3 separate regions of the Homo sapiens genome follow, and regions 1 and 3 are each linked to region 2. The links are chromatin loops, found by intact Hi-C in ENCODE. Cell type or tissue: PC-3. All regions are shown on one strand. Links, peaks and the distances in the headings refer to the core of each region. The heading gives the core; the rest is flanking DNA. Region 1 overlaps CRYBG1 (crystallin beta-gamma domain containing 1). Region 2 has its middle 14 kb from the start of ATG5. Region 3 overlaps CRYBG1 (crystallin beta-gamma domain containing 1).

The links. A loop is a pair of places that touch in the nucleus more often than their neighbours do. Peaks named below come from ENCODE experiments on the same cell type or tissue, not always from the same donor. Only the 100,000 strongest peaks of a DNase experiment are listed, where the experiment ranks them.
Region 1: it touches region 2 in a loop (2.6-fold over the local background); 12 of 110 quality-filtered maps call a loop at or near these places.
Region 3: it touches region 2 in a loop (8-fold over the local background); 86 of 110 quality-filtered maps call a loop at or near these places.

Annotation. Positions count from the first base shown.
Region 1 is chr6:106,507,807-106,516,301 of GRCh38, reverse strand. It overlaps CRYBG1 (crystallin beta-gamma domain containing 1), which reads right to left. Exons shown (of 22, transcript NM_001371242.2): 3 at 3,263-4,872. Among named protein-coding and RNA genes, the nearest start is that of RTN4IP1, 120 kb to the left of the region's middle. RefSeq lists a silencer at 3,478-3,747 and enhancers at 3,868-4,027, 4,038-4,107, 4,159-5,117, 6,040-6,099, 5,845-6,450 and 1 more. In PC-3, for the core only: CTCF peaks have their summits at 3,866 and 5,643 (motif pointing left); DNase peaks (open chromatin) are centred at 2,321 and 5,511; H3K4me3 peaks cover 5,000 bases; H3K27ac peaks cover 5,000 bases.
Region 2 is chr6:106,334,523-106,345,083 of GRCh38, reverse strand. No RefSeq gene overlaps it. Among named protein-coding and RNA genes, the nearest start is that of ATG5, 14 kb to the right of the region's middle. In PC-3, for the core only: a CTCF peak has its summit at 5,571 (motif pointing left); DNase peaks (open chromatin) are centred at 5,173 and 5,513; H3K4me3 peaks cover 963 bases; H3K27ac peaks cover 894 bases.
Region 3 is chr6:106,558,727-106,569,287 of GRCh38, reverse strand. CRYBG1 (crystallin beta-gamma domain containing 1) reads right to left here. Exons shown (of 22, transcript NM_001371242.2): 19 at 8,362-8,485; 20 at 7,788-7,946; 21 at 5,362-5,524; 22 at 1-816. The coding sequence ends at 722. Among named protein-coding and RNA genes, the nearest start is that of RTN4IP1, 65 kb to the left of the region's middle. In PC-3, for the core only: a CTCF peak has its summit at 2,564 (motif pointing right); a DNase peak (open chromatin) is centred at 2,567.

The sequences.
Region 1 (8,495 bases), core at 846-5,845, 170 kb before region 2:
AGATTGTGCCACTACACTCCAGCCTGGGCGACAGAGTGAGACTCTGTCTAAAAAAAAAAAAAGAAGCTTGGGCCTAAGGAGCTTCTAGAAGGGACAGGCAGTATGACTGCTGGTGAGTCAACTTATCCTTCTGGATAAAATATTCTCTCCAAAAGCAGCACTGAGAATTCAGATTTTAATTTTTACAAATTTTACTTGATACTAAATTTGAGGCTGGGATCAGTGGCTGATGCCTGTAATCCTAGCACTTTGGGAGGCCGAGGCAGGTGGATCACTTGAACCCAGGAGTTTGAGACCAGCCCGGGGAACATGGCAAAATCCTGTCTCTAAAAAAATACAAAAATTAGCCAGACATGGTGGTGCGCCTGTAGTCCCTGCTACTAGGGAGGCTGAGGTGGGAGGATCACCTGAGCCGGGGGAGGTCGAGACTGCAGTGAGCCATGATCATGCCACTGCACTCCAGCCTGGGTAACAGAGTGAGATCCTGTCTCAAAAATAAATAAATAAATAAATAAATAAATAAATAAATAAATAAATAAATAAATTTGATCTCTGCTCATAAATTTCTCCCAGGCATTGCTTTCCCCAATATCTCCATAAGATACTTAGGCTCCCTTATTGCAGGCCCATACCTTAAATTTAAAAGGAAAATTAATTTATAAGCATTTCCTCAAAGATCAAATTATGAAACTAGTGAGATGATTAGAAATAGAGAGCTTCAATTTGCTATCAGTTAATGAGGGATGGTCACATACCAGAGAATATACTTTTTAAAAATTCTCACTAATCATTTCAAGGAAGGGTACTCAATTCAAACATCGAAGTATATCTTATGATGTAAATAGAAAACACTACAGGTTAGCCAACAGGCTACCTTAAGGACAGGAAACACGTATCTGCACATTAAAGATTTACACGAAGATCAGAATAAATTTTACAACCAAACTTTCTGTGCTATTAAGTTGTGCTACCAAGAGTTACTACAATTAACCTACTTCAGACTGATTAAAAGGAAGGCTCCTATAATTCATGTTGTAATGCCTTCATTATGAGACAGGGGAAAATAATTTGGAGTCCAAAAAGCCATAGTTATATTATAAGAGGAAAATTCTCCTTATTCTACATATACCATTTTAAGAATTTCAACATTCAGCACTTGGTAGAGAACTTGAAGTAATAATTTTTCTAACAGCATAAAGGAACATGCTACTTCAGTGTCATTTTTCAGGAAATACGAAATAGTTTTTCTTACTCTTCAGTCTCAAATTGTTTTAAAGAATAATCTGATTAACATCTTGCGATACGGTCATAGGAAGAATTAAAGGGTCTGAAAAAACCATCAGTCACAAAGAAATGGGTCAAAGGACTAGAAATACTTATTAATTTTTAAGTCAATAATTTGCCAAATGACCATGTGCAAGGCACTGCGCAAAACAAATACATTGAATGTCTGGTAAAGAAAATTTTTAGGTATAAATTAATCAGAACTGGGAAAGACATATTTGGTTTAGTTCTATTACAGAGAACAGCAAACGAAGAATTTCATTATAAGATCATCTTTCCTGTTTGTTTAGCCTACTATTTCACAGTGTAACATTTCTGGTTTTTCTACTGGTGTCTTCTAATTGGAAGACAGGTGAACCATCCTTCATAAGGTACACAGCAATGTTTCTCTAAGGCTCACATTTAGGAGGCTTTAGCATTCAATCACACTGGTCTTCTATAAATAATAGGCATCATTCACCCAGCTCATTTCTCTGATGCTACCTACCATCACAGAATAAATCACTGACTATATCAAAGGTCTCCAGGTTGGCAGTTGGTGAGGTAGTCAAGTTATTCATTACGCATACTTCCCTCTCAGAGTTCTCAGAGTTCTCCCAATCAGAACTCTCCTCCTCTTAAGCTTACTTATCCAAGAAATCAAATAGAATGAAAGAAACCATTAGGTTCAAGAATTATAATGATAATGTTGTTAAAATACCCACTCCTTGAACAAATATGTGAATGGAGGAAAAACTTAAGCACTTAATCATTATTCACCTGTGCTAAGTGGGAGTGGTGAGGGAGCAGAAGTGTGAGAAGGGAGGGTCTTATCAGTTTCATAGAGTACCTTCCCTATCCTGTCCACCTATACAAATTGCATTTATCATCAAGGCACAAGGCCCAGCTCCCCCAAAGCACCAGCAGTGATTTCTTGCTCGCTAGCACTTCCCCAGGATTTACAGATGGTAACATTCGTTTGGCAGTTTCATCAGATATCATCTTGTATTGTTATTTGATTTGTGTGCTTTTTGTGTGCCAGATGGGGCTATAAAAATTTCAGGGCAATATCCTGAGTCACAGTTGTAGGGTTTTTTTCCCCCACAGTGACTAGCACAATATCTTGCACAGAAAGTATTAAATAAATTACTTGTGAAATGAATAAACTTAACAGCAAGTAGTCACAGTTGTTTTGTGCTTTCATGCAGCACAAGGAGGAAGAAGCAACCAAGATACATAAATTAGGGACTTTTTGAAAAAGGCTTAGGCCAATAATGCACTAAGTTCCATAAAATGTTTTGGAATTATCTTAAACTCACACCTGTCACAGCTGCTTTCATGTAGCAAATAATCTTCCAGTAAGAACACTGATCTTTATTTCAGTAACTGAAAACTACTTTTCAGCCTGGGTCCAAAAGTATCACCAGACTCCCTAACATTATAAAGGGGAAGAAGCAACCAAGATACTTGTATTAGGAACTTTTCTTGTGTGTTTTTAAGCTTTTTGCCAATAAATGCACTGAGTGCCATAAAAGGTTCTGCAAATTCTCTTAAAACTCACACATGTCAAAGCTACTGGATCGTATTTAACATGTTACTGTTTGCTCCATATTTTGAAATTCACAGCACATGCATTTTAAGAACATCCCACCTTGGAACACCCTTGTACATTTTGAATAAAGAATAGAATCAGCTCATGTCAGGCCATGAGGTCTTATCTCTCATCTACATAAACGTTGAGCTTCAACGGATATCCTATTTTTACATTCGTTAAACTTAAATCTTGTGTTAAAAAGGGAATTAACTGAGGAGGCTGCCACAGGTGTCATCTTAAATCTTGACTGTGTAAACTGGCCCTTCACTATCTTAAGTTCAGCATGGAGGGGAAAGTTCAGTGACCAGACGTTTCTTCCACAATGCAGATACCCCGAGCCTCTCAGAGCGGACCCCCAGCACGTGTGCGGACAGCAACTCGGCCGGGACTTGCGCGGCTACTTACAGGGTCACTTTAGTGGTCACTGTCGACCTGCCCACGCCGAAATGGTTCCTGGGCTTCAAGCCGTCGGCGTCAGAAGCTCCAGGCGCTCCGGCCGCTCTGCCCAGCTCTCTGCTTCGACCTCCCTCTGCCCGGCCGTTGAAGTGGTTGGGGAGCGGGCCCCTCTTGTGCTCGGGCTTGATCTCCGGCAGCAGCGAGCTGCTCTTGACCGGGAGCTCGCGGGGGATGGCCCGCGCCGCCTCCTCCCCGCTCTCGGCCGCAGTGCCCTTGGTGACTGGGCTGGGATCGGGCACCCTCTTGGGTGGGGACTCCTTGGCGGGAGCCCGGGGGCCGCTGGCGGGCGGGGCGGGCACGGCCTCGAGGGCACGGCTCCTGCCCTTCCTCTTCGTGGGGGACGAAGCCGGGGGTGGCTGTTTGCTCCGGTCCGACTCCCCTCGGAGCTGCCCTTTGGTACCGGGGCTGGGCTTGGACTCTGGGCTCGCAGCGGAGGCAACGCCCCCGTCGAGGGCTGCCCGCGGAGATTTCACTTTCTTTTCCGCCGAGGCGTTATCGCTGGCCGCGTTTGGCGCCACCTCGTCGTCGAACACCGCGTCGTCCCTGGCAGCGCTCTCAGGGAGCTCGGCGTCCGCGCCGGGGGAGTCGGTGGATTTCTGCGACCCCCTCCGCCTCCCCGACCTACGGCCGCTGGACCTCTTCTCCATGTCGTCCCAGTCACCGCAATCTTCCGCTCTGGGAGTAATCACGACCGGCTCGTCCACTTGTGCCCCCTCAGTCTTACTCAAGTAGATGTCCAAAGTTAGCACCTTAGCAGGGTGGGCGTGACCCTTGGGGCGGGCTGTGCAGTCTGCCTGCGCGGAGCTGGCCGTGTGCGCTGCGCCCTCGGCCGGAGGCTCACCTGGCAAATCAGACGCGCCCTTGGGGGGCTGGCTGCGGGCGTTGCGGGGCCCCAGGGAGCCTTCTTCGGCACACACACTGGGGGCTCCGTTAGGGGCCTCGCCTAGTCCTCCCGCGGGCCGCTCCTGGGTGGGCGACCCTGGCGCACCCCTCACACCCAGGAAAGCCTCCTGTTCGTGGCCAGCACCTGGTGAAGCGTCCTCCCCCGGACTGCGGGCGGGCGTCTCTGCGTTCTCTTGCCTGGAGGAATTTCCCGGCGAGGAATGCAGCTGCTTGGCAGTGGTGGTGGCATCTGGGAAAGGCTCTCCCTCTGCCTCCAGAGGTTCTAATTGGGGTGAATCATTTTCATGGCACTGCTGCACAGCCACAGCCGCTGCACTGCTGCTCCAGCGAGGTGACAGCTCGGCGTCAGGGGGGGCTGCGGGGCCACCGCTCTCGGGGAGCTCGCCCTCTGCCTCTCGGGGATTCTCCCGCGGGGAGCCCTCCTCGCTTGTGTCCGTTTGCTTCAGTTGGCTGCTCTGAGATCTGCTCCTCTCACTCTCTCTCTCTGGGAGCTTAGGAGAGGCTACCACATCTTTGGGAGAGAGTGGTTTGGCATTTGATCTGGTGGGACTCTCTAACCCGTTTCTACTGTTTCTTCTCCTTCCTGCAGTGAATAGAGTGCCAAGTTTCCCCAAAACTGGCTTCCTTCTGTTGTCTTCTGGAGGTTGTGCTCTGGACTGAAAAATAAAAGGGATGAGGAGGGAACATATGAGAATCTGGTGTTTTTCCCCTTAGACGTACATTACAGAACCACCAGCCAAAATGATAACAGACCAGAGTTTCTAATTGAAAATGATAAAGTTATGTTTATGTTACATTCATTCCAACAAAATAAACTCTGGTTTTACTTTTGAATTTTGCTTAAACACCTTAAGTTTCTGGCAGTAGTCAGAATAGCATTTTCTTTGAATTATAATTCTTGTTTTTTAAAGGAAAATTTGAACGGTCCAAATAATCACATATACAAAATAAATAGTTCCTTGCCCTCTCTAGGTTTTTTACCTTCTTCCTCAATAAAGATGCAATTTATAAACAGCCGTGCATGTGACCATGGGGCAGCAGTAAACACACTAAAGTATCCTAAGGCGGACTTTTTCCCGAAACACCGCCCATTCTTTTTGTAGGAGGGAAGGAGGACGAAGAAAAAAAACCAGTCCTAGCAGCCTTCTCCTCCAGAACAGTAAGAAGCCACCTGGGTTCAACATCTAGTACTTGCAACATGAAAACCTTAAGCAAGCTCGGAGGAAGCAAGCACCTGGGCCCCGCCTTAGCCGGAGCTCCAATGGGAGGAGCGCGCGAGCGTTCAAACACCCGAGTGATCCCGCGGCTGCAGAGCGCATCGGAAAGGCTTTTGCCTGTGGGAGTTCCTACCATGTGAACACGGAGGAGTGCGTGGGGGTAGCGGGCGAGGTTGCAGGGGTGACCGCCTTTGCTCACCGCCCCCTAGAGCCGAGGAGGTGTGGCTGAAGGATGCGCTTGGGACTCTGCCTACTCCGCCCCGGGACCCGTTCCTCGCCACACGTGTGGTTCCGGGGTCGCACGGCTGGAGCCCCAGGGGCCGGCCCACCTATGCGAGGGTGCCGGGCCGCCTGCGAATGATCCGCAGCGCTCCCAGGAAGGGGGAAAACCTGGGCTTCTTATATCTCCTGGAGCAAAACGGCTAGCATCCAGTGCCCGCGCCAGAAGGCGGGAGGGAGCGCAGAACAAACCAATAAAAGCAAACCCGCCAATGGGCGCGGTGGCGCTCCGGGGTTTGCCAGAGTGGGGACTGGGTAGGTGCGGGGCATAGAGGTGGGCAGGAAGAGGAGGAGGCGAGCCTGGGAAAGCGGGGGAGCAGGGGCGGCGAGCCCAGCCTGGCTCCTAGGAGAGGGAAGTGTATTTGCGTAAGGACTCCTCTGAAACCAGGCCAAACGTGCGGCTACTGTATTTCTTAAGAATCAACTTTTAAACATTCAAAACCTAGGTGCTAGCTTGAGTCCTGGCGACGCAGGAAAGAGCCCCACCTTTCCTGGAAAAGGAACATTCAGGACAGTACCGACTACGGGGAGGTTCCCCAATCACCCTTTGAAGCTCCATTGCGTTTGAGTTACATGCAGCAAATGGACTTTGGCGATGGGAAATAGGAAAGATAACGCATGAAATTAACAGGTCAACAAGCATTTGTTGAGACAGTCCTGGTACTGTAACATAGTGTCACCCCGCTACAGCCCAGTAAGGTCATGCTGTTACCACACAGATGAGGAAAGGAAGCTCAGCCAGCCTATAAAGAGACACAAAATTGGGGTGGGGGGGAGAGGCGGTCAGAGCAGTAAAGTCAGAATTCAAATCCAAGTCGCCTCCTGCCCACCCCATGCTCCTTCCATTCAGCCACAGGGGCCCCTTTCAGAGGCCGCGGAGGTTCTGCCGCCACCCGAGAACCACAGTCGGCCCAGAGGAACAGACTACGGGTCACCCACCCCCCAGAGTCAGCTCCCGGGGAAGTGCGCATGAATCAGATTTGCTCTCAAGGTTCTAAGACTCTCCTGGTCTTAGAAGCGCCTGGTGGGCGCTTTGGGACTAGACAGCTGCTGCTGCTGCGATGAACCAATGGTGCAGCCGCTCGGAGCTCTTGTACCCGACGTCATACGATTTTAAAATCTAACCAGATTTTGATTAATCCGATTCTTCAATGGTTATATAAATAATATAGGAAGAATTCGAAGTATGATTTAAGGGAAAAAATTAAAATATTGTAACTTCCTAAGGAAACATTTGGATTATTTTACAAGTCAAAGGTATGACATGATTTTTAAATCATAATACATGTTTACTGAGCTATCCTTATGGGTCAGGCCCTTGTGATTCACACACTTTCATTTTATCTTCCCAACAGCTAGGTAGGTAGTCTTTTTTTAGTGCCCGTTTGTCCAAGGTCCCACCACAGGTAAAGTCTGACTCTGACATAGAGCTCTGTGTCTCTGCTGTCTGGACAGGCCTTCAAACGTATCTTGAAGTAGTAGCCAGGGAAAATAGGTTTGAGTCTTGGCTTAATTCCATTCCCTGTCAAAATAAACCAACTAAGTATATGTATTACTCTGTCCTGCCAATGATGTTGCAATCTGCTTTTCCCATGCAGCAGACGCTTGATCAGCAAGCAGTCCTCTCTATGCTTAGTATAGGCATTAAAACAATTTTTTTTTTTTTTTTTTTGGCTATTAGATGCTTTTTACAAAACTGGTTGCTTGCTCTTCAACTTGGCTCAACTACTTGACTCCTCCCCCCCTCAGAGGGGCAGCCTGTTTATCACCAGCCAGACTGCTGAATTTCCTAAAAATACATGAATGTTCATAGTGGCTTCATTCATTCATAATAGCTAAAAACTGGAAACAGCTCAAAGTCACCGGACATGGCTTGTGAACAGATAAACAAATTGTGGTACATCTACACAGCAGAGTATTATTCAGCAATAAAAAAGGAACAGACTTCTGAAACATGTAAGGATATGGATGCTAAATGCTTTTGCAGACTCCAAATGTTACATACTGTATGGTTACATTTATATGACATTCTAGACAGTGCAAATCTAATCTATAATGATAGAAAGTAGGTCGGTGGTTGCCTGAGGGTGGGGTCAGTGGGTGGTAAGTGGTGGTGGTGCAACAGGGAAGAGGCACAAAGGAACGTTGAGGGTTAAAGTTCTATATCTTGATTGTGGTGATGGTTACACATGAGTACTTATCTTTCAAAACTCATCAAACTGTACATTTAAGATGGGTATATATAAATGAAGTTAAGATACAATCTCTTTAAAACAGAGTTTTCCCCCTGGGAAATAAAGAATAGAAATGCACTGTGTGGCACAATCCATCTGTCTTGGGTGCACATTTCACAGGGTCTCACTGTATTGACCAGCCTGGTGTGCAGTGGCACGATCACAGCTCACTGCAGCCTCAACCTCCTAGGCTCAAGTGATCCTTCCACCTCAGCTTCCCAAGTAGCTGAGACTATAGGCATGTGCCACCATGCCCAGCTAATTTTTAACTTTTTTGTAGAGAGTTTCACCATGTTGCCCAGGCTGGTATCAAAGTCTTGGGCTTAAGTGATCCTTCTGCCTCAGCCTTCCAAAGCGCTGGGATGATAGATGTGAGCCACCGTACCCAGCCACGTTATGCAGTTCTTAATGAGGGATCTCGTGTCATTTCAAATGATAGACTCGTTGACAGGGGAATGCAGTCTTCTCCCACGGGACCAGGTCCCTGTGGATATCCAAGATCATATCTCCAAACAGGATCATCTGAGCAGGGCTCAGAATGCCCCATAC
Region 2 (10,561 bases), core at 2,454-7,453:
CCAGTTTCAAACACTGCTTAACTGGCTAGTTATGGGTAATTTATGCATGGGATAATGCAGCCCATCAGTTGCTACATTTATTTAGCATCCAGAGGTTTTGCGTAAATGAATCAATCAATTCAATTTAAAAACTAGTATAATTTATTTCCTCCTACTTAATTGACATTGGCTCTGATGTACCCATTACCTCAATTATGGAATTCTAGATTCAAGTCCATAGTACTGGATCTTGGACAGACTGTCATTTTAAAATAGAATTAAATGAGCTCATGTACCAGACATGGCTAGTTGCCAATACTCATTCTCCCTTCTTCAAAACATTACCCTGATTCTGTTTGAGGTGAGAACACTCTCTAACTAAAAGTACTTGATTTCCCAGCTTGTTTTCCAGATAGAGGTAGTCATTTGGCACAATCACGACCAGTTAGATGTGGGTGAACATCTGTGGCGAGGATTTGCTTCCTTGAATGGAATGGTAAACCTTTGAGAGGAGGAAGTCCTTGGCCTCCATCCTTTCTGTCTTCTTTTCGTCTTCCTTCCTGAGACATGAATGTTATGCCAAAGAAGCCAAACCCATCTTATGGCCCAGAGGATTGCAGGGCAGGAAGAAAGAAGCATTTGGAACAATGACGCTACCATGGGGCCACTACCCAAGCCCTAGACTTCTTGTAATGTGAACAACAACTAAAAATCTAATTTTGGTTGAGTTTTCTGCCACCTGCTGTCAAATTTCAAATACTATAAAGGTGCCCAAAGTGGGTGCCAAAAAAATGTTAGCAATTATGTGAGAGATTCCTAAAGATCAGGAAATACTTTAGGAAAGCTTTAATTAATTAATTAATTAACATGAAAAAGGGGAGTAAGTCTAATAGCAGGGAGGTAAAAACAATGATGTTATTAATATTTATTATTATTTTTTTTTAATAGAGACATAGTCTTCCTGTGCTGCCCAGGCTGGTCTTGAAGTCCTGGGCTCAAGCAATCCTCCATGCTTGGCCTCCCAAACTGTTGGGATTACAGGCATGAGCCACCACACCCAGCCAATAGTTATTATTATGGTTAATTTTTTGAGTGCTTACCATACACCAGGCACTGTGTAATATTGTATATATATATAAATATAAATATGCATATAACATACAGCACATATATAAACAGATGTTTATTTGTTATGTATATATAACATATGTATAATTTATTACTATAACAATACTATAGGGTTGCAACTATTGTTACCCCATTTCATAGGTGAGAAGAATAAAGCTTAGGAAGGTTAAATAAATGTGGCTACAGGCGCATGCCACCACACCTGGCTAAATTTTTGTATTTTTAGTGGGGACAGGGTTTTGCCATGTTGGTCAGAGTGGTCTTGAACTCCTGACCTCAGGTGTTCCACCTCCCTTGGCCTCCCAAAGTACTGGGATTACAGGCATGAGCTGCCACGCCTGGTCAAAACATCCTGCTTTTTAAATGAAGTATCAGATTAAGACATGTAGGCAAAAAAGCAATGTAGCAGCAATGCATGAAGAATAGGTTTATCTGTTAATCCCTAAATAGCTGGTATTTGAGTATCAGGAACTACAGAGACATCTAGAGGGGAAGAGGAAAGGTCTGAAACCGTGGCCAAGAGACGCAAAGCTATGCACTGCCCCTCAGAACTTCATGATGGCAAAGAACAGTTTATTGTGTTGAACTTTTGTTTACACTGATGTGTATATATTAAAATAAGACGTATTTGTTAAAGTGTGGTGGTGGTCAGGAGAATACACTTCACAGATCTTTACTGAGTGAGAGTGATTGATTGAGGGCCCAGGGACTGAGCATGCTGGAGATTAGAGGGCAGTCCTATTCCATGGGACTCCTCTGACTGATGACTTTGGCTTGAGACATCTAAAAATTTCTTGTTGCACCTACCTTAGGCTAAACTGGCTTCTATCCACCTGCTCCTTTGCTCCACTGACAGCTGGCTTTCCCAGCCCCTCCTCTCTCCCTACATTTTCCTTTTCTTTTTCTTTTTCTTTTTTTTTTTTGAGACCAAGTCTTGCTCTGTTGCCCAAGCTGGAGTGCAATGGTGTGATCTTGGGTCATTGCAACCTCAGCCCCCCGGAGTTCAAGTGATTCTCCTGCCTCAGCCTCCTGAGTAGCTGGGATTACAGCATGTGCCGCCATGCCCGGCTAATTTTTGTATTTTTAGTAGAGGCAGGTTTTCACCATACTGGTCAGGCTGGTCTTGAACTCCTGACGTCAGTTGATCCGCCCGCCTCCACCTCCCAAAGTGCTGGGATTACAGGCTTGAGCCACAGAGCCTGGCCTTCTTTTTTTTTTTTTTTTTTCAGGGATGTCCCCATGTTCCCTGGGCCAGTCTCAAACTCCTGGGCTCAAGCGATCCTTCTGCCTCAGCCTCTCAAAGTGCTAGGATTACAGGCGTGAGCCACCATGCCTGACCCCCCTACATTTTCTATCACAGAGACTTCTCCTAGAGAAATATTTGTAAATTTAATCCTGTCCTGGAGTCTGCTTCTGGGAGGACCCAGACTAACATGAGTGATAAATGTCTTCTTAAGAAAATGCCTCCAGTCTAGACTGCTCCCTCAAACTCTAGATCTCTTTAGATGTTACCATAAAATTCCATAAGGATACTTTGCAGGTAATCCCCCACCTTTTTAATAGACTTAGTTTTTCTTTTTTCTTTTTTTTTTTTTTTTAGACTTAGTTTTTCTAGAGCATTCTTAGGGTCATAAGAAATTTGAATAGAAGGTACAGAGACTTCCCATATATCCTCTGCCCCCACACAGGTATAGCCCCCCACTAACAACATTGCCCACCAGAGTGACATTAACCAACTTTGAGCTCTAGGGAACACATGCTAAAAATTTTCTTCTTATCAGTTTTATAATTTCTTTGTATCATTAATATTAATACTTCAGCAAACAACAATGCTTAGAGACAGTGATTCATGGGCTAATTTTAGACAGTCCTCACTACATAAATAAGGCCTGTAGTTTACAACTGATGAACCTACATTTACACATCATTATCACACAGTGCCCATAGCTTACCATAGGGTTCACTCTTGATGTTGTACAGTCTAGGGGTTTGGATAACTTATAATGACATATATCCACCATTCTAGTGTCATGCAGAGTAGTTTCACTGCCCTAAGAGTCACTGGTGCTTTGCCTGTTCATCCCTCCCTCCCTTCAACCCCTGATTTTTTTTTTTTTTTGAGATGGAGTCTCACTGTGTTGCCCAGGCTGGAGTGCAGCCATGTGATCTCAGCTTACTGCAACCTCTGCCACCCAGATTCAAGTGATTCTCTGGCCTCAGCCTCCTATGTAGCTGGGATTACAGGTGCCCACCACCACACCCAGATAATTTTAGTATTTTTAGTAGAGACAGAGTTTTGCCACATTGGCCAGCCTGGTCTTGAACTCCCAACCTCAGGAGATCCAACAGCTTCAGCCTCCCAAAGTACTGGGATTACAGGCGTGAGCCACCACACAGGGCAATCACTTGTCTTTTAAGTGTCTTTATAGTTTTACCATTTCCAGAATGTTGTGTAGTTGGGACCATACAGTATGTAGCCTTTTTGGGCTGGCTTTTTTCACTTAGCAACATACATTTAAGTTTCATTAAATGTCTTTTCATGACTTGATGGCACATTTCTTTTTAGTGATGAATAATATTCTATTTGTCTGTATGTACCATAGTTTATCCGTTCACCCACTGAAGGATATCTTGGTTGCCTCCAAGTTTTGGTATTTGTGAATAAAGCTTCTACAAACATCCATATGGATAGAAGTTTTTGTATGAACACAAGTTTTCAACTCCTTTGTGTAAATACCAAGGAGCCCAATTGCAGGATCAGATGGGAAGATTGTGTTTAGTTTTGTAAGAAGCCACCAAATTGTGTTCCAAAGTGGCTGTACCATTTTGCATTCCCACCAGCAATGAATGAGACTTCCTGTTGCTCACATCCTTGCAGGCGTTTGGTGTTGCTAGTGGGTAATCTCGTTTTGGCATTGGTCTTGGTTAACAGCCTGAACACTAACACCTCAGCCGCCCTCACAAACTCACCCAATCAGTCACTAAAGTCCTTGATTATTCCTCTTGAACATTTCTTCTTTCCACCCTCTTCTTCATCCCACTGCCTTGCCTTTGTCATCATTTCCCAGTTGACTGTGGTAGTTTTTCAATTGCTCCCATTGCCTCCAGAGACATCGCCAGTCAAAACACACTTTATGTTAGCTGGGTGTGCTGGTTTGGGCCTGTAGTCACAGCTATCTGGGACAGTCCTAACTACATAAATAAGGCCTGTAGGTTACAATCGATGAACCTGCATTTACACATCTATCATGCAGTGTCCATAGCTTACTACAGGGTTCATTCTTGGTGTCGTACAGTCTAGGGGTTTGGATAAATTTCTAATGACATGTATCTACCATTCTAGTATCATGCATAGTCATTTTATGCCCTAAAAATCCTTGGTGCTTTCAGGGAGGCTTGCTGCCTCAGGAGCCTGAGGCAGGAGGATCATTTGAGTCCAAGGCTACAGTGAGCTATGATCGCACCACTGCACTCCAGCCTGGGTGACAGAACAAGACCCTGTCTATTAAACAAACAAACACTCACTACGGTCTGAGAAAACTTCCAAAACCACACATCTGGTCATATCATGCCTTTGATTGAGACTTTCCGTGGATCCCCTCTGGTTACAGTGTCTTTAGAACCTTTTTAACATGACCCACTGGAATAAAAACATTCCACATCAGGACTCAATAAACACATTCTTATTCAAGATATGCACGTGTATGCATAATATATATAACTAAAGTAAAAGTTTTATGAAACAAACTTACTCCTGCTACTTGTGATGCACTTTGATATTTTCTATGTTATTCTATTCTGTTCTGTTCTACAAAATTTTATTTAACACAAGAAATTATTGCAAACCACTAAATTAATCTTACAATCTAGTAACAGATTATAACTAATAGTTTGAAAAACCTAGAGGTCTGGAAGATGAAGTCCAAATTCCTTTCCTTGGCTTCTGATCCTTCTCTTGATGTAAGGTTGGACAATAATTCCAGCTTCATTCATCTCACCGGTAAAACCACTGAATGCCTGCTATATGTCAGTTACAATGTGGGGAATTAAACAGTGAGTAATGAATGGCTCAGTGCCAACCAGAAAAGACAGTGCAGCATTCTGTGGGACACAGACCAGCAAAAGTCTATTACTATTCAATGATAAAATGAAGGTAAATACTGTTAAGACAGCACATAATAAGGCGATATTCTTGGGGGAAGTAGAGAGAGCTTCCCGGAAGAAACCTCTAAAGTGACATCTAACAGCTAAGTAGGAATTAATCAGGAAAAAGGGGTGGTGAGAGGTATTGTCCCAGGCAGAAGAAGTAGCCTGTTTATTGGAGGCAAAAGAGGGCATAAGGTTGTACCAGAAGGGTGAGCTTTTTGAAGACTAAAAAGTGATTCATTGTGGCGAGAGACTCAGAGCTCCGGGAGGCATAGGGTAGGAGATGCAGATGGAGAGGTAAAGAACGCCCCCTGGAGGATATTGAAGGCCACACTTCTCTTCCAGGCTTTCAGATTGCATCCCAGGGAGTCCAAGACTCCACAGAGGGGCCTCGGGGACAGAGGGAGAGTATCAGATGAAGGCCAAGCAGGCCAGACTTTCCTTACCACCTTCAACCTAAGTAGCAGCGGCACAAGCATCGTGGCATTTTACATGGACCCGTTTTGAAGACAGTGAAGAAAATAGAGTGGAAGAAGGCAAGACTGACAGCTGTGCCAAACTGGAAGAGTGGCAGCAAGAGGGTAAGAGGACAGGAGCGGGCAGAACTTAAAGTCAGGATAAAGAAAAGACAGCACTGGGGATTTAATTTTGAACAAATCCTCATATTTTACACCTTCCGTGTCTTTGTGTATTTTGTTCCCTCTGCCTAGAGCAGGATTCTTGACCTTATTTAATTATTCATTTTTTTCTTTTGCAATGCATATCTTAGACTGTCTGGGAAATCTAAGAATAATGTATTTAAAGGCATCAACATACACATTGCTACAAAGAAACCCCAATATGTTAATATATAGTTATCAAAATATTAGGAACACAAAGTTGTGTTATATTGTTTCCTTGTTAATGCAATAAATAATAAGGTCTTACAGTGAGCCTTGTAACTACTGTAATTTCAAAGTAGTGAATAGTAAATATTTCAAGGATCTGAATCAACTGCAATGTGAGTTGAATATATCTGTGATTCTATTGGTGACAAGTTACAAATATTGCCAATACTACTCCAGTTTGTGGCCTGAATTTATAATGGAAGGAAATGCTAAATTTCGAACTGGAGGTTACTGAAAATAAAGATGAAACTATTTTCCCAACCAAATCTTCAAATCCTTGAATTGGAACCATGAACCCCTTGGTTACAGCCCTGGCTTAAAAGCCCTTTCCTTCCTTGTCTACCTGTTATATTCATTTAACTTCTAAGGTTTATCTTACATGTTGCTGCTAGTTATTCTTGAAGCTAGATTCTGATGGCAGTTGTATGTAGTTTAATTACAGCCTGTGAGGGACTGCTGCGGTCCTTTGTTTGCTTGTCAGTTCTCTCCCACACTGGAATGTGAGTTCCCTGAAGGCAGAAATTATTTCTGATGTACCTTAGTATCCTGAGTATTTTGCACAGCCTTGCATCAAAAAGCCAATTGAATTAATGGACACACTGTTCCATGAGAACACTAATCACTTTAAATTGCTGGGTAGGGGTTGGAGTGTGGAGAAAATGATACTTTACTTGTATCTCTCTTTCAGTAATACAGAAACTTCATGTTATAGTCAGTGGATGAAAAGAATGTAAGAAAACTGCCTAGAATAAGGCAGTAAACAAAATAAGGGTGCATAAATGGTGGATAGAAGTGTGTGACAAGTAGAGCATGAAAGAATCCCATTGAAAAAAGAGTAGATTTGGCTGGGTGTGGTGGCTCACACCTGTAATCTCAGCACTTTGGGAGGCTGAGACAGGAGGATGGCTTGAGTCCAGGAGGTTGAAGCTGCAGTAAGCCATAATTACGCCACTGCACTGCAGCCTGGGTGACAGAGTGATACCCTGTCTCAAGAAAAAAAAATAAACATAAAAAAAATGCTGCTCGTCCTTAACATTCAAAGACAGCCTTTAGAAACTTATCTCTGCCAATTCTAACAATTAATATATGTAGGCAAATTATCCCACAGAAAGATCCTCAGCGTAACAGTTGTTGATAAAAGTGTCTATTAAATTTTAATTAGTACGTTTTAAAGTAAAAAGAGAAATCATCTAAATGTCCCACTCTATAATTAAATGTGAATTAGATTTTAGAATATTTTATTTAAAAAACACATTGCACCCTGAAAAGACACGAGGAAACTTAAATGCATAGTACTATGTAAAAGAAACCAATCTGAAAAGGTTATATAATGCCTAATTCCAACTGTATGACATTCTGGAAAAGACAAAACTGTGGAGACAGTAAAATGATAACTGATTGCCAGGAGTTAGGAAAGAGAGAGGTATAAATAGGCAGAGCACAGAAGATTCTTAAGCAATGAAACTCCTCCATATGATACTACAATTGTGGATACATGTCATACATTTGTGAGAACCTATGCAACATACAACACCAAGTGTGAACCATAATGTAAGCTGTGGACTTCAGGTGATAATTTTGTGTAAACGCAGTTTCATTGATTGTAGTAAATGTACCATTCTGGTGCAGAATGTCAATTGTGGGGGTGGTTGTGTGCGTGTGGGTGGGGGGATATAGAGGATATATGGGAACTCTCTCTACTTTTTGTTCTATTTTGCTGTGGACCTAAAACTGCCTTAAAAAAATGAAGTTTATTAATAAAAAAAAAAACATGTTGCCCCCTCTTTCAAGTTTATTGTGTAAAAACTTAAAAGTGTGAATCATATTTTTGTAAAGAATCTATGGAGCGATGGGTTTTGATACATACAACATATAGCCTATATATAATATAGTAACCATTTAAAAACTATGAAAAGAAATGCTTTTTTAAAAGTGCCATTTTAGTCAAGACTTTTGCTCCTTCTGAGCTTTTATGACACTTTTTCCCTTGACCACTCCTGCCTTGTGCTTTGCTACATCTCTTGTATAATGCTCTGTTTCCCAGTTTAGGTTGTAAGCAATTCCAAGGCAGATCTGTGACTTAGATCCCTGTATATTTCCCCCCAGCCCTGGGGAAAGGACATTTCTAGCAGAATGAACATGGTAAGCAAAGGCACAGGGATGTGAGGACCGAGCTCAGAGAGAGACCAGGGAGCCAGACAGCTGACGAGAGAGGAGCTGGAAAAGTGGATTCGGGTTAGATTTGGATTTTGTTCTGTAGGCAGTGAAGATTTAGTTTTTATAAAAATAGGGCAGGGGCATAATCAGAACTGTGCTAAAGAAGATTACTCTGGCAGCAGGTTGTAAAATGGATTGGCACAGGGGAGGAGAGGCATACAGTCTAGTGAAGGACATAAAAACAGCAGCTCCTATTTATTGAGAGCTTACTATGTGCCAAGCACTGCGATAAACGTTTTATGTGCATCATTTCACTTAATCCTCACAAGTCCACGAGGCAGGTGCTATCATTTTCCTTATTTTAGCTTGAGGAAAATGGAAAAGTGGAGGCTTGGAAAAGTTACATAAGAGCTAAGTTCTTGTGCATGCGACCTGTTCAGTTGCACAAGGCCTGGCACCGGCTTTCATGCTCTGCTGTCTCCATCTTGAGATTCTTAATTTTTAAACAAAGGGCCCTCGTTTTCATTTTGCCCTGGGCATCAGAAATTATGTAGCCAGTCCTGGTTAACTCATTTGTCTGTGGCCATATAGGTAATAGATGTCAGAGCAAGAATTTAAGAGTTCATATCTCAACCACTCTGCTCTGCTGCACAAGCCGATGATCCAAATCAAACCAATGAGAGAATGTGAGGGAAAGGGGATGGATTTGAAAGAGAATATGAGGCTGGGCGCGATGGCTCACGCCTGTAATCCCAGCACTTTGGGAGGCCGAGGAGGGCGGATCACGAGGTCAGGAGTTTGAGACCATCCTGGCTAACACAGTGAAACCCCGTCTCTACTAAAAATACAAAAAAAAATTAGCCGGGCGTGGTGATGGGCGCCTGTAGTCCCAGCTACTTGGGAGGCTGAGGCAGGAGAATGGCATGAACCTGGGAGGTGGAGCTTGCAGTGAGCCAAGATCGCGCCACTGCACTCCAGCCTGGGCAACAGAGTGAGACTCTGTCTCAAAAAAAAAAAAAAAAAAAAAAAGAGAATGTGAGTTAATATTCACAAGGTTTAGAAGCCTTTTTTTTTTGGAAATTAAAATAATTTTGTTGTGAGAACGTTTTTAGGATTTCACAAGATCTTTTACAATAACCAGATGTTTCCTACTGGGAAACACTATCTTTACATCTTTTTTTTTTTTTTTTTTTTTTTTTTTTTTTTTTTTTTTTTTTTTTTTTTTTTAGCAGAGTCTAGCTCTGTTGCCCAGGCTGGAGTCCAGTGATGCGATCTCAGCTTACTGCAACCTCTGCCTCCAGGGTTCAAGCAATTCTCCTACCTCAGCCTCCTGAGTAGCTGGGATTACAGGCACACACCACAATGCCCAGCTAATTTGTTTATTTGTAGAGACAGGGTTTTGCCATGTTGGCCAGGCTGCTCTCAAACTCCTGACCTCATGTGATCCACCTGCCTGGGCCTCCCAAAGTGCTGGAATTACATGCGTGAGCCACCGCACCTGGCCTATCTTTACCTCATTGAGGGTGCTGTTGGCTGGCCTTGCTGGCTGGGGAGCTCTGAGCTTTACCTCTGGTAGACAGTGACACCTGTTGACAACAACGCATTATTGCAAGAATCTATTTTACTATTTTAGAAATCAGGCTATTTTTATTTTTACTTTTTTTTTTTAAAGACTTGTCCTTCAGTTTTACACTTCCCAGATTATTTTTCTTTCTGATGTTCATTGAAAAAAACAGACTGAAAAACTGCCTGGCTGATTCATCCTAGACTTTATTAAGAGTTTTTTTTGTTTTTTTTTTTAAGAGACAGTGTCCCACTCTGTTGCCCAGGGTGGAGTGCAGTGGTGCAATCATAGCTCACTGTAGCCACAGACTCCTGGGCTCAAGGAATCTTCCCACTTCGGCCTCCTGAGTATCTAGGATTACAGGCAGGCACCATCATGCCCAGCTAATTTTAAAAATGTTTTGTAGTGATGGGATCTCATTGTGTTGACAAGGCTGGTATCAAACTCCTGATCTCAAGCAATTCTTCTGCCTTGGCCTTTCAAAGTACTGGGACTACAAGCGTGAGCCACCATACTGAGCCTGGAGCTTTTTACAGAAAAAAATTCATATGGAAACAGTAAAAAAATCTGATACAAAGATTTTTTTAAGACAATATTAATTTATAGGATGAAAAATTAGAACACAAATCCATAATAGTTATGAGTGTAGGCCAGGCACGGTGGCTCACGCCTGTAATCGTAGTCCTTTGGGAGGCCAAGG
Region 3 (10,561 bases), core at 643-5,642, 230 kb before region 2:
TGATTGTGCCACTGCACTCCAGCCTGAGATCCTGTCTCAAAAAATAATAACTCAAATCCTACTAACAAATGTTACCAGACTTTGACATTAAATTTTTAAAATGTATTAATTTTTAATATGAACTAAAGGAAAATAGTATTTTGTTTAGAGTTCCTTAAATGTGTGAATACCTAAGGCTTTCCCATTGTGCTATGCAGCATATTTAAAGGTTCCAGAAAGTGTTTAAGGCCAAGAACCAAAATTACAGGCCTAATAAAGTATTTCTTCTCAGATGCTAAACAGTTCTCTACCTTTCAAACTTAAGCCTTTGTCTTACCCTTTAAAGTGTAAGGGCTTTGTAGGTCCACAAAGTTGGTAAATTTGTTCCAGTTCTCTCCTGTCACTATCTTTGGAAATAATTTAAAATGTACACAGTCTTGAAATCTTGATATAACATTTTACAAAATCACCCAAAAGCTGCTAATTAGGCAACCTGTTTAAGCAGCTACCAAAAATGAAAGGCAAGAAATGAAAGGAGGACAAATTATTGGTTTAAAGCTATGATAGTCTTTTGAAACGATGAGTAAGTTCTCTGAGTCATGGCAGCATGATTTAAGGTTGAATTTAGAATCAATGAAGGAGGAGTCGATCCACTTTCCAGTCTGGTCTTCCATCAGCATTGTCCTTTTTAAGAAATAAGGTGGCTGGAAGGACCTCCAGAAGATTCTTCTTCCTTCTTTGTTCAGGTATATAGGACCATGGCTTCCCACACTTGTGTAAACTTCTCTTTGCTGACAGTGTTGAGGATAATGTGATTTTGATCATACTGTGTGCCCCCTAAAAGAAAGGAAAATAATAAAAGATGAATGTACCCATGGTGAAGGGTCTATAGCAGACACAATTCCCCTAACACCAGTACAGCAAAAGTAAGCAAGTAAACAAGGTGTAGAACTGCATGCCTCAAGGAGGCAAGGCAGGGAGGGAAGCCTGGGCCCCTGTGGGATGAGAGGGTCAACCTGCCATGGGTGAATCTGTCCAGATCCCACCATTGGGGCACCAGCACCTTCACACAGGACATCCCACCTCACGGGCTCCTTTTTCTACCCAGTTCTTAAGAGCTAGTCCACAGTCACTCTTACAATGTCTGAAATTCAAGGGAACTGGGAAAACCCGAGAGAAGGGAAAAGGAGTAAAGAGACTAACATATATTTGGTGGTGAGATGGTAGATTCGAGACACCAGCGAGGAAAGAGCAGGTAGTCCTGGCAGTGGTGGAAAGGTGGGAGGAATGGTTATCGAGGAACAGCACTTGCATGAACAATGAAAACGGGCTGTATTAGGTCAAAGGGGAGGTTTGGATGACACCCGGAAGTACATAAGGGGACGCGGTAGCATTGTCACTACTGGGGACTCAGTTGGTGGATAAAATTTCATAGCATTTAGGATGCTGAGTACCACAGTATTGTAAAACTATTATCATGAACTCTCTCCCTGTTACCAGAATGTTTGTAAGATTTTCCAAAGGTGCTTACTGGATGTTTCAGATACTTTAGTGCTAAAAACAGCCTCATGGCTTCTTTCTTTGGAGAAGTATCATTAACAAAAGGGTTATCTGATTTTTTTTTTTCCAGTGTAGAATAAAGATCCCTTCAGATGGCTTATCCTTTTTTTAGCATAAACCTCAGCACCAAGGATGTATCAACAAAGACCCCATCAAAGTAAAAATCTGTGCATTTTGATGCAGGGAGTGACTGGTATTGAAAGCATGCTTCCTCCTTGGATCAAGAAGAAATAAACATTCTTTTCACCTTTGAAGCATTTACAAAATATGAAAAAGGTTTGGGAATTTACACAATAAATCTAGGTATTATAGTTGAGGAAGGAAATCGTCTCTTCTCTTGTGAGACACTGATTTATCATCATTGGTAATCTACAGCCTCTACACAGCTAGATGTATGGCTAGATGTACTATAGAATACAAGGGTAAGGTGTTTTGGGCCTTTATGTGTAAGTTTGTAGCAGTAGGGAAAAAACTACCAGCAAACCCTACACTCTGCCGAGACAGAGACACACAGCATACTCCACTGAAATTTCAGGAAGTATTAAAGTCACAATGTCTCTTTTCATTCTTCATTATAGTATGTTAAAATACTTTTTGTATTTTAAGAGTATCTTTTGTATTTTAAAAGTAAAGTATCTTAAAATACTTTCATATAAATTCAACTAGAATCATGAAAACTAGAAAGTTCTTGAGAAATAATTTGATTCATTCTCTTGCCTTTGGAGAGTGTTTAAATTGTGCAGACTTCATGTTTTTTAAAGTGAACATGAATCAGCTTCCACTGTTGTTACAAGGTATGTGGTCTGGAATAATACATGAATGTCTACCAAAAGAACTCATTTCCCAAACACAAGAAGATGAGCTAGAAGACAGATGCATGATCTAATAATTCTTAGGGCAATTTTAATAGATAACAAATGGTTCAGTAGTTGTAGCTAATGGAAATCATGGTCTGCTAGTAAGTGCACCAACGAGAAGAGACGTGTTTATATTTTCCTTTGCATGGGGTGTGGGACGTGCGGCGCTGCTCTCTCATGTCCACAAGATGGCACCATTCTCCCAGTCTGAGAAAATTAAATTCAGTTTAACAAGGAATTAAAACTGTTGTAGCTAGCCGGGCGTGGTGGCAGGCACCTGTAATCCCAGCTACTCAGGAGGCTAAGGCAGGAGAATTGCTTGAACCCAGGAGGCGGAGGTTGCAGTGAGCCGAGATCGTGTCATTGCACTCCAGCCTGGACGACAGAGTGAGACTCCGTCTCAAAAAAAAAAAAAAAAAAAAAAAAAGACTGTTGTTGCTACCGTGCTAGATACTGAGATTTCACAAATATACGGGACATTATGCTTACTCAGCAGGCACTTGAGTAATTTATATAGTGTCATTTAGGAAGGGGCTCTGGAGCTTTAAAAAGAAGTCTTAAGAAACCTAGAGTCCCACGGTTCATGTCAGAGCCAAGACAAGGAGTGAGGTGTCCTTCCTTCTGGTCCGCTGCTAATGTAACAAGTCAGGGACATCCTGTGTGCCTAGCGCATCTAGAACGTAAACTGTCTGAAGCCAAGGAGGAGGCTTTTTTTTTTTTTTTTCACGCTGGTGCCCTCCGTGTCTAGCACCGAGCCTGGCACATAGTGTGTACCCCGTGAATACATGTTGAAAGAATAAGAGAAGAAAGCTCTAGCTAAGGATCATAGTGTTGTCCACCCTGGACATAGGAAGCAGATCACATTTGTAAAAAACAGGAAGGTTTGGTCAGATTTCCTTTGAGAACTACATACCCTACTTTCTCTAACATTGTGTCAAAAACTCCATTTTTTCCAATTGAGTCACATTTCTTTGGTGTCTCTGGAGATTTTGAAACTCTTGTCAACACTGAAGCACTCTAGTGCAATAAAGTTTATCAAAATAAGAATAAACAAAGATCTGCATAATTCTTAACTAGTTTGAACCTCAGGTTGATCATCTATAAAATGAGTATTTCACCTGTCTACATATTGACAAATCTGTTGTACCAAATGTAAGGTGAGGGAGCTGTACTATATGTTACTGTTTGGTTTCTGAATATTGCATTTATTTTCTTATATCCAAGGGTACTACTTGCATTTTATATGATCTTTGTGGTCTCCATCCAGCCTGTAGTTGCAGTGCTTAGTTTGTGTTCCCTAAGTGCCCCCTTTAATGAAGGCAAAGGCATTGTTTGCTTCTGAGCATCTTTCCAACTTCTCAGATTCTGTCTGATCCTAAGTCCATTGTTTTAAGTGGGTTGGCCAAGCTACCTACCTGGAGATCATTCAGAAGTGACAGCCACTTTTGCTCCCCATACAGTTACCAAAGCCCCTGATGAAAATGTCCAGATTCGTTCTCCATTATCCAGAAAAGTTGTTTTTTAAAAATCAGATTACAGCACTTTCTTGTCCCTACAACTTTTTTTTTTTTGAGACGAAGTCTTGCCCTGTCGCCTAGGCTGGAGTGCAGTGGCACAATCTCGGCTCAGTGCAACGTCCGCCTCCCGGGTTGACGCGATTCTCCTGCCTCAGCCTCCCAAATAGCTGGGACTACAGGCGCCCACCACCACACCCAGCTAATTTTTTTGTATTTTTTAGTAGAGACGGGGTTTCACCATGTTAGCCAGGATGGTCTCGATCTCCTGACCTCGTGATCCACCCACCAGGGCCTCCCAAAGTGCTGGGATTACAGGCGTGAGCCACGGCACCTGGCTCTTTACCCCTACATCATAAACTTTAATGACAGCATTGGCCTAAATCCCTGATTAAAGTAAAATTGAGTCATTTTGTAGTGATGATTTAAAATAGAGTATGTAATATACTCATAAAAATTTAAAAAAATTAATGGAGTATGTAGTATGGTTACATTATCACCAGTTCGCTACAAAACACAATTGTGCTGACTTTCCTGATAGGGAATAAAAAAGTGCCCATTAATTTAAAGCAGAATTACCCCAGATGACATGAACACACCATCTGCACCTGTCAATAGCAACACACTAGTTCACTGAGTTCCCACACAGAGGTTAGGTCATTCTTATGTTATTTTTAAATGACTATCAGTGGTTCTCCGGGTGTGGGCCTCAGACCAGCAGCATTGGCAACACCTGGGAACTTGTTAGAAAAGGAATTATCAGGCCCCACCCCAGACCTACAGACTCAGTCTCTGAGGATGTGGCCCCACAGTCTATTTTAACCCGCCCTCCAGGTGATTCTGATGCAAATAAAGTTTGAGGACAACCACGCTAAATTTATTCTCCCCCAAGCACCATCAGTTCACTCCCTATTAGCTTCATTGAACACATGTTGCATTGAAATCCTGTAGGCTGTGTTAATTCCTTTGAGATCTTAGATCTTTTCAATGAAAGGTCACGTGTATACATGAGAATCATCAACTCTACCGAACTAAGTGCAATCACGGCCTTTCAGCTTGTGATTTTTAGCCTAACACTATTATAATAAAATAAATGTTTGAAGTCAGCCTATGGCCAGATTCTGGTTCAGCAGTTACAGCTGTGAGATTGTGGCCAAACTGGCCAACCCCTTTGAGCTTCCGGGGTTTTGTTGTTGTTGTTGTTGTTGTTTTGTCTGTAAAACTGGGGAGAAAAGAGGGAGAGGGGATAATGTAGGCCTCATAGGGCGGCTGTGAAGATGACGGGACATGGTGTACTGAAAGTGGCTAGCACAGCAGCTGGCACACAGTAGGGGCTCTCTTACTGTTACTACTAATAATACATTCATCATTTTCAAAAGTTATGAATAGATTTTTCCTTAACTAAAAGACATACACATTACAATAAAGAAAATAAAGGAAGTGACCCTTACCTTTAATGTCTAAAACTAAATTTGGCTTCAACTTGCTGTAAATCCTGCCATCGGACTTCAAGCTCCAGAACTGGCTGTCAGCATTCTGGTCCAGGGCCAGGCCTAGCTTGGAGCCAGATGTTACCAGGCTGCCCACAATCGTCAGGCAGCAGTCTTCTGCTATCTGCTCAGTGGAAAAGACCAGATATCTTAAATATGTATCCAGCTGTAAGTCTCATAGCAATTATTTCTCTGGTTACATTGGGCTTTAAAATTATCTTAGTTCCTAGCTTCATTTACCCCACATGAGGCAGTTCAGCTCTTAGCCAACTAGAATCGGACAATAAATATTTATGCCATTTATTTCAGATGACACGAATGATGGGAAAATCTCAATGTTTGTGCATCGTCAGAGACTTCTGCCCTTTGCAAGACTATCTTACTAGTAGGGAAAGCCTCATAACATTAGAACTGCCCATCATATTTTTCCCTGTCATAAGTGACCATGATCCCAGGCAGGTTCTGTAGCTATATCTCCCTCTGACATCTCCACCTCTGCTTGGCCTGACCTTCCAGTATATGACTGCACCTCTAATTTTGTAGCACTGGGTGGCTAAAGGGCATTTTATCATTTTAAAACTCGGAATTGCATTTATTAGCATTTGTCTTTCCTTCATGAGAATTAAAATTTTCTAAACAGGCATGCTTTCCAGCTATGAAAACAGAAAAATGCAGACTCACTAGAGGGTGTTTTAATGCAAAGATTTTATGAGCCCTTCCCTGAAGTGAATCTACCCTTAATATATAAATAATGTATGGCAGTCATGTTCACATGCCATTAACAAAAATTACTGGCCAGGTACAGTGGCTCACAACTGTAATCCCAACTCTTTGGGAGGCCAAGGTGAGAGGATCACTTGTGAGACCCTATCTCTACAGAAAAGTTTTAAAAATTAGCCAGGTATAGTGGCATGCACTTGTGGGCCCCAGCTACTCAGGAGGCTGAGGTGGGAGGATCCCTTGAGCCCAGGAGGTCGAAGCTACAGTGAGCTGTGATTGCACCACTACACTCCAGCCTGGGCAACAGAGCTAGACTCTGTCTCAAACACAAAAACAAAACAATGTTGCTATAAAAATGCCTGTTAAAAGTGTATTATTGTAGGCCAGGCGCAGTGGCTTATGCCTGTAATCCCAGCACTTTGGGAGGCCAAGGCAGGTGGATCACGAGGTCAGGAGATCAAGACCATCCTGGCCAACATGGTGAAACCCCGTCTCTACTAAAAATACAAAAAAGTTAGCTGGGCGTGGTGGCACACGCCTGTAGTCCCAGCTACTCGAGAGGCTGAGGCAGGAGAATCGCGTGAACCCGGGAGGTACAGGTTGAAGTGAGCCGAGATAGTGCCACTGCACTCCAGCCTGGTGACAGAGCAAGACCCCGTCTAAAAAAAATTAAAGTATATTATTCTATATTGAGATGAAAGCACTGTGATAATCTAGGAGACTTTTTCTCATTGACCTATTGAATTCAAAGTTGTTAAATAACATCACTGAAATGTCTGTTAGAAATAACTGCTGAAAGACACCATTTTCTTGGATTAAGACAATTCAAAGGCAGAAAGCTTCTTTTCATGATTCCATATTACAACTACTTCTGTTCCTCCTGCTAGTTCTTCTATGCATGTCCAAACAGTACTTCTGTTTACTGAAAGAATTCCCCCTCCAGCACAACAGACCCAATTAACGAGTTGTACTCCTTTTCGCAAGGCTGTGTTCCTTCTGCTGACTCACGGGGCACCAGGTTTTTTTTGGTTTTTTGTTTTGTTTTGTTTTGTTTTTTTAAAGAAAATCAGGAGCCAACGGTCAAGCTCACAAAATCAAGGAGTAAAAAAGTTTTATCTACCATAGAAGCATGAGCTTCTTTCATAAAAATCTTACTACAGTCAGCTTTTAAGTGTCTGTTAATAGTAGGAATGATGCAGGAGGGACATGGGCCATTTTCTAATTTACAACGTATGACACTTAGGAAATGGACTGTGCAGCACACAGAGGGATCTCTTTACCCTTCATCCCGTTCTGTGGATTTCCCCAAAACAAACCAAGAGTGATTTTTGTTGACAGGGCTGGAGCTTATAGTTTGTTTCTGTAACAGTTACATTAAGGAAAAAGGGAAGAATAACACACTTCCTTTTTCTACTACTATATAAAAATCAAGCATAGAAATAAATATTCTATCTTGGATCAGTGCTATATTTACCTTTCATTTTAAGTTCCTAGACTGGTTCTATCAGAGCTAGGATATACTGTCATGAAAAAAACAAATTCATTTCTGAAAGTACTCCAGGAATTGTGAAATTGCATCTACTTGAAGAAAAGATCAAAAGCATATGAAAGGATGAGTCACCTCCTAGCAAAGCCATCACAGGCCCCCGTGGAATCCTAAAGCTCACCCTGCATTTGATACATCCTTCTTGATAGATCCAAATCTGATCATCGGCCCCGACATCCTCCATGACCTGTATCCTCAGAAGCTTCAGATCCTCTAAGTTTCCATTGGTTGACATGAATAACCCTGTTGCTTTGTTTCGAAGTCTGAAATAAATTCGCTTCTAGAAGACAAAACCCCCAGCAGTTGTTATACCAGATGTGCTGCTGGAAGCACTGAACAAGCATGAATATCAGGAAGAATCCAAAGTGAGATATGGATTAAGGGTAATTACCATACTCAAGAGTCTCAGAGGTTTTAAATTTTCTCAATGAGAAGAGTTTGACAAAATGTCAAAGCGCCTGAGGCAGGGTGCCTGCCTGTGGATAACTGCGTTTGATGTTCAGTTTGATGGCCTTCTGAAGCAGCCACACCTCTTAGCACCAGAAACTGAGCCCAGATTATTGGGGCAGGGAAGGAGTTTATAGGGTGAGGCCAGTTATAAACTTTGAATAAAAAAATTGGATAAAAAGTTGGATTGCATTTACAAAAAAATTTCAGAGAAGAGTCTATGCAGAGCATGGAGAGGAAGAAAATACCTGAACAAAAGGTCGTAGAGAACCTATTTGGCGACAGCCACTGAATTCATACCAATTAGGTACTTCTGCAGGTGACAATAGGAACTGTCGCCCTCTGTAACTGCCATATTCATAAGTAACCCATCTGAAAACAAAAATAACCACAGTAAGTGGCAATTTTCATTTGACAGTGGACCCCAATTACATTTATTTTTAGAATGCTTTCCATTTCTAGACTGAACTATATACTTTTAACATACATTGGGGGAAAAATGATCTTTTCTAGAACACTTAAAAGAAGTAATTTCTTGACAAATAGCAAATTTTTGTTACATGAGTACTTATGCCAAAAAGTTCCATTCTTGAAGAGAAATAGGTAAGTTTTTTCCTCCGTAAAGCAGTGAAATATTGTCTTTTAGTGGATTCCTCAGTTCTTCCTGGGAACTATTCATAAAATAGCTTCAGTTGTAATAATGGGTCTTTAAGTTGTTAATATTTCCAAAGCTCTTAGTAGGTGCTAAATAGGGTTAAATAAAAAGTTTTGTCTGCAGTGAGAGTAATCTTTGTTAAATCTAAAAAACTGCTAAGATACTCAGTTCCCTTCCGCTCAGATGCTACTGCTGCACACCTGAGGAAGTATGGGTTTAAGCGCAGACTGGCGTGGAAGCAGCCCAGCGCCCTCCTCTCTTGCATATTACATCAGGGAAGAATGCACTCTACTTTTAATCCTGGAACTTAAATCCTGGATAAAATTTTATCATTTTAGTCATCTTATCATAAAAACAAAATATTAAAACCTACTGCAAAAAAATCACCCATAATTCTACCACCCTAATATTCTATAATTTTTTTTTCCAGGTAGGTCTCACTCTGTTGCCCAGGCTGAAGGGCAGTGGCACGATCACAGCTCACTGCAGCCTCAACCTCCCAGACTCAAGTGATCTCCCACCTCAGCCTCCTGAGTAGCTGGGACTACAGGCGTGCACCACCACACCCGACTAATTTTTGTGTTTTCAATAGAGACAGGGTTTCAACATGTTGCCCAGGCTTGTCTGGAACTGCTGGGTTCCAGTGATCTGCCCACTTTGACCTCCCAAAGTGCTAGGGTTACAGACGTGAGTCACTGCGCCCAGCTTCTGTGATTTTTTTTATTTTCTTTTTTAGATGGAGTTTCACTCTTGTCACCCAGGCTGGAGTGCACTGGTGTGATCTCAGCTCACTGCAACCTCCACCTCCTGGGTTCAAGTGATTCTCCTGCCTCAGCCTCCTGAGTAGCTGGGATTACAGGGGCCCCACCACCACACCTGGCTAATTTTTGTATTTTTTAGTAGAGACAGGGTTTCACCACGTTGGCCAGGCTGGTCCTGAACTCCTGACCTCAGGTGATCCACCCGCTTTGCCCTCCCAAAGTGCTGGGATTACAGGCAGGAGCCACTGCACCCAGCCCGGCCTGATTATTTTTTAAATAGATGTAGTCCACCCCAACATCTGTTGTACACAGGTAGACCATACCTATTGTTTTTGTGAATAAAAGAAAAATACTTTCTTAAAAACATGTATTACATTGATGGTACTCATTCATTTTTATATCTTATTCAAAAGTATTCGAAGTTGAGGGGAAAAAAATCTTTCCAAGTTGACCTTTAATCATTTGTATAACATCTGCCAGTCATTCCCAGCTAAAGGAAAATCCCAACCCTGAGCTCCAAAATCAGAGGACTTGCTCTTTTTTAAAGGGATAAGTAAAGTCAGCTCTTTCTTACTTGCTAGACTATGAGAGGTGTTAAAGACAAAATCCTTACCTTAAATAAACTAAAAATCTGGATAATGAAATAAAAGATGCTTTACATATGACTTTTCCCAGTGGAAAAGTGTTCTACAAAGGTGCATAATTATTAACCCTTACAAAAAGAGAGGGTATATGTCAATTAGTTTAAGATAATATAAGAGAGGGAGAAATCTGATCAATTTTTTTTTTTTAAATTAAGATAGGGTCTTGCTTTGTCACTCAGACTGGAGTACAGTGGCGTGAACACGGCTCACTGCAGCCTCAACCTACTGTGCTCAAGTGATCCTTCGGCCTCAGCCTCCTACGTAGCTGGGGCCACAGGCATGTGCCACGACACCTGGCTAATTTTTAAATTTTTGGTAGAGATGGGGTCTCACTTTGTTGCCCAGGCTTTTCTTGAATCCCTGGATTCAAATGATCCTTCTACCTCGG